Linked DNA regions of Homo sapiens: region 1 is linked to region 2. A link is a loop called in an ENCODE intact Hi-C map of the cell type or tissue named here. Cell type or tissue: heart right ventricle. All regions are shown on one strand.

Region 1 (2,500 bases), 140 kb before region 2:
CCCATGAGCCTGGTGCACCCAGAGCCACGGTGCGCCTTCAGTGAGGACGGGGAAGGCTCCTGCTCCTGCAAGAGTTAAGTCACCAACATTTGAACATGCAAACAGGCATTTACTGTGGAAAATGTATAAACAGCACATTATTCTTAAAGGTTACCTCTGGGGTGCAGAACTGGGGCTGCGAGGGGAAGGGACAGAGGGCTGCTGGTTTTAAAACTTTTTAAGAAGATGATGTAGTTTTGGCATTTGTCCCCACCCAAATCTCATGCTGAATTGTAATCCCCAATGCTGGAGGTGGGGCCTGGCCAGAGGTGTTCAGGTCATGGGGGCAGATCCCTCATGCTGGTTGGTCTTCCTGATAGGAGTTCTCATGAGATCTGGTCATTTAAAAGTGTGTGCCCCCCACTCCACTCTCTCTTGCTCCTGCTCTGGCCATATGACCTGCCCGCTTCACCTTCTGTCATGATTGGAAGCTTCCTGAGGGCTCCCCAGAAGCCAAGCAGATGCTAGCATCATGCTTCCTGTAAAATGTGAAGACTTGTGAGCCAATTAAATCATTTTATTTTTAAATCACACAGTCTCAGGTATTTCTTTATAGCAATGCTAGGATGGCCTCATACGGGAGGTAAATGCAAATATACTTCAAAAACCCTTAATATTGTTATAAAGAAAAATGTACAAAATATAATGTTAAAAAGGAAAGCAAAACCAAAACTCTGCTTACGAACTTTGAAAATAAGTCAGGGTTGATGTTCAGCTATACAAGTTGTTGATGGCCAATCCATTTCTTTTGCTGGCACCCTCTTCAGGTAAGTTAGTGTCCATTCTGAAGCTTGGTGCCTGTTCTGATGGTTGGTGCTGGTTCTTATGGTTGGTTCCTGTTCTGATGGTTGGTTCCTGTTCTGATCATTGGTGCCCACTCTAATGCTTGGTGCCCTGTTCTGATGTTTGGTTCCTATTCTGATGCTTGATGCCCATTACAATGGTTGGTTCCCATTCTGATGATTGGTGCCTGTTCTGATGGTTGGTGCCTGTTCTAATGGTTGGTTTCTGTTCTGATGGTTGGTTCCTGTTCTCATGGTTGGTTCCTGTTCTGATGGTTGGTGCCTGTTCTGATGGTTGGTTTCTGTTCTGATGGTTGGTTCCTGTTCTGATGGTTGGTTCCTGTTCTGATGGTTGGTTCCTGTTCTGATGATTGGTGTCCTGTTCTGATGGTTGGTTCCTGTTCTGATGGTTGGTGTCCTGTTCTGATGGTTGATTCCTATTCTGATGGTTGGTTTCTGTTCTGATGGTTGGTTCCTGTTCTGATGGTTGGTACCCCCTGTTCTGATGGTTGGTGCCTGTTCTGATGTTTGGTTCCCGTTCTTATGTTTGATTCCTGTTCTGATGGTTGGTGCTTGTTCTGATGTTTGGTTCCCGTTCTTATGTTTGATTCCTGTTCTGATGGTTCATGCCCATTCTACTGAACTCATGACTCATTCTGATTAACTGTAGGCAAGACTTACTAGTGACTAAACATTTTGACTCTCGCCCTTGTAATTAGGTAAATATTTTGCATCATATGCTCAAGGACTTAATTTGTGTAGGTAAACTTCTTGAACAGCGGTTTCTGGGGTGCTTTTCAATGTTTATGGCAGTAATTTCTGTATAGTTTATTCAATTAATGAAGCTAAAGCATGCACCCTGGTGACTTTGGGTTTGCGAGCAAAGTGCAGCACATTTATCAGGTTTTGTAACATTGTCTCCCCTGGGCCTTTTCCAGGTAAACCTTCTGCTGTGTCCTGAGGGCAGTAGCTGCCCCAGCGGGCGCTCTGCAGCCCTTCCTTCTGCTTGCCCAGGTCACCAAGTGGAGCTGGGGAGGAAGGAGAGAGCAGGGAGAGGAGGGGAGACCAGAACTCTCCTTTTGAACTCCTGGTCCCTCTGGAAGCATTTGGAGCTCACTGGGACCCTCCTCATTTTTGCTGCAGGTTCCCTTTTGTTCATTTGTTTTGTGTTGTTTTTGCACCCGGCCCTCCCTGCCTGTGCCATAGACTCTGTCTGTAACGTTTTTGATCCACATTTTTGCCACTCCTACATTGGGTCTGATAAGACAAAAGTGACTCTCTCAGAAAAGAAAACGGGCACAGTCTAAGGGTGGTGCTCATTTTGTGATGAAAGCCCCATCTTGTCTTTTTTTTCATCAAGGTGGTCTGACCAGCCTGCCCTGTACTGACCTTATTGTCATTCTTTTCTAGACACCAAAGCCATGGGCCCCAGTGTGTGGGAGGAGGACTCACATCAGCCAGGGACTTCCTTGCAGCCACAAGCGTGGGTGCAGTGGTGATAAGCACACTGCGGAGGGTGAGGTGTGTAGGAGGGTGAGGTGTGTAGGAGGGTGAGGTGTGTAGGAGGGTGAGGTGTGTAGGAGGGTGAGGTGTGTAGGAGGGTGAGGTGTGTAGGAGGGTGAGGTGTGTAGGAGGGTGAGGTGTGTAGGAGGGTGAGGTGTGTAGGAGGGTGAGGTGTG
Region 2 (2,500 bases):
AAAGTTTCTAAGTACTTTTTGTTTCCTTATCCTTGTAGTGGAAGATACTACATTCAACACAGACGTACTGTGTGCCTCCTGCGTGTGAGGCCTGGTGCTCATGGCGCGTGTCCTTGCATGCAAAATTCTACTCTTCATCTTGACGTTTCTAGACATTCAGCTGTTCCTCAGGAAACGATTTACCTTCCCTCTGCCTTTTCTGTAAAATGCATGGACTGAGGAATTACTAATGCATAACACTTTGTTTGCTGGATACCAAGTAGACGCACTCTTACCATATACAGGGCTGTATCTAGGCAGCCAGTTATTAGAATAAAAACAGAATACTATGTTCATCCGCTCAGATAATCCCTGTGTTTGGCTTCATGTTATGGTTCGAAACTCCTAGTGACATTGGTAAGAGTGAACACGAGAATGAAGCTTCTTTCATGATGAAATGTCCTGAGTGTGTGTCTGTGTGTTCTCAAATTATAGCTCACATGGATAGAGAACGTTTTCTTGCTTCAGCCTCAAGTGGGGATTGGGTTGCAGTGGTGAACCAGGGCCAACACAGCCCGCCCTCTTTGAGGTTGCAGTCTCCTGGGACACACGCCCACTAAACAAACAGCTACACGAATTAATCATGCCACAGGGCAAACTGCAAGAGCACCATCACGTGCGGCAGGTAACCCAGGCGGGTCATTTTCGTGGCGGAAGAAGGTCACACTGGAAGTCACCAGACAGATGGAAGATCCCACTCAAAGTCGCAGAGTGGGGGCGGATGGAGAACCAGGCTGCCAGGGCGCTGGCTGGAGCCGAGCGGTAACAGACCCGTGGGAGAATAACGAAACGAGGCTCCAAGACAGGCGGGAGCCGGATGGTGCATGACCTGAGAGGCCAAGTCAAGGATTTTGAACTCCACGCTAAGAGCAGCCGGAAGCCGTTCGCTGGCGCCAGCTGAGCACATGCGCAGAACCGTGCCCTGAAAGGCACCGTCCCCTGCAGACGGGAGGAGGTGCTCCCAGCACTGCTGCAGACGCTGCCGTTTCCCTTTCAAGGACTCAGCAGAGTGGGCAATCACCTAGGCGCGCCACCAGCGAGCCTGAGACTCTGCTACCAGCGTCCTTGACCGGACTCCCGCTCTCCACCCAGTTTAATTGGCTTGCTTTTGGCCTTGTAAGATTTCTCATCTGCGATGTGCGTATGCAACCACAGCAAGCCTCCCTCAGATGCATTCTGCTGTGGGTCACGTCACAGACACGGCGGTCCATACACACCCGGAAACTGTCGTGTTTGCGTGTGCGTGTATTCACTGTATGGTCCGGCTTAATGCTTTTGCTTATGGGAAGTTTCAAACGTGTACGAAAGAGGAAAGAACACGGAAGTGAGCGCCCCCATGGGCCACTCCCAGCTGCAGCGACCCCCAGCAGTGCTCGTGGGACTCCCCGTGCCACCGTGCCCGCGGCGGGGGGCTCCGAATCAGTCCCAGGCCTCGTATTGTTTCATCCATAAATATTTCAGAATTTTCTCTAAAAGATAAGGTCTCTTTTTAAACTGAACAGTAATAACACATCACATCTAAACTATTTAGCAGGTGCACTTTAAAATCATGTGGATATCCCAGTCAGCGCTTACATGTCTCCAGTGGGTTCATAAAATTTTTAAACTGTTTGAAACAGGAACCAGATCCAGACGCTGCGATGGATTGATATGTCCGTGTCTCTTTGTATCTATGGGTTCCCCCTCACCATTTTCTTGTTTTTTCCTTGCAATTTATTTGGCTACAGAGTTCCCTGGATTCGGCTGCGCAGATGCGTGGGGCGTCGAGGAAGGAGTTTTCAGTCCCGTGTTTCCGTAACTGGTAATGAGACTGAGAGCTGTCATCGGATTCAAGCTCAATGTTCTTAGCAAAACACTTCTCCTCTTTGCTGGTGTTGCTGGCCTGGCATTTAACGTGCCCTTAATGCAAGGAGGAAATGCAAGCGGAGTCGGGTCTGAGGGGAGTGAGCGCCAGTGCCTCCGCGCAGCTCCTGCTACATCGGTCGCCCTCTTTCCATCCTGGGAACCGCTCAGCGCTTTGAGGTACGCGCAAGTTAAAAATGCAATCACTACCATAAGGAACCCGGGCTTAGCGGGGGGCAAAGCGGCAAATGAGGGGTCAGCCCACAGGGAGCCCGTGCGGTCCTGCTGAGCCAGCAGGCGGGACGCGCTTAGAGACGGGGCTGCCCACCGACGGGAAGCGGAGGAGCAGCTTCCGTGACTCCCACGCCCCGTCTGGGGCCATGTTGGCGTCAAACGGCGACAAAATCATGACAGCTGTGACCCACTGGGTACAAAATAACTCACAAGTCTACACTGACATGAATGAATGAATGAATGAATGAATGAATGAATGAATGAGGAACGCTCATTCTTTCTGCGGAAAGAACTAATAAATGCATGGGGGGATGGAATTAGAAAATCGCGGCTGCTTCATGCGCGTGCCTGCTCTTACCAAGTCACCTCATGATGGCCAGCAAGC

What was found. Hi-C counts contacts between places; a loop is a spot of excess contacts. Peaks named below come from ENCODE experiments on the same cell type or tissue, not always from the same donor. Only the 100,000 strongest peaks of a DNase experiment are listed, where the experiment ranks them.
Region 1: it touches region 2 in a loop (2.4-fold over the local background); 11 of 110 quality-filtered maps call a loop at or near these places.

What each region holds. Positions count from the first base shown.
Region 1 is chr6:170,143,648-170,146,147 of GRCh38, forward strand. No RefSeq gene overlaps it. Among named protein-coding and RNA genes, the nearest start is that of LINC01624, 130 kb to the right of the region's middle. In heart right ventricle, no CTCF peak of the experiment used is centred here; no DNase peak of the experiment used is centred here.
Region 2 is chr6:170,279,542-170,282,041 of GRCh38, forward strand. No RefSeq gene overlaps it. Among named protein-coding and RNA genes, the nearest start is that of LINC01624, 8.3 kb to the left of the region's middle. In heart right ventricle, CTCF peaks have their summits at 977 and 1,202; a DNase peak (open chromatin) is centred at 945; H3K4me3 peaks cover 843 bases; H3K27ac peaks cover 1,165 bases.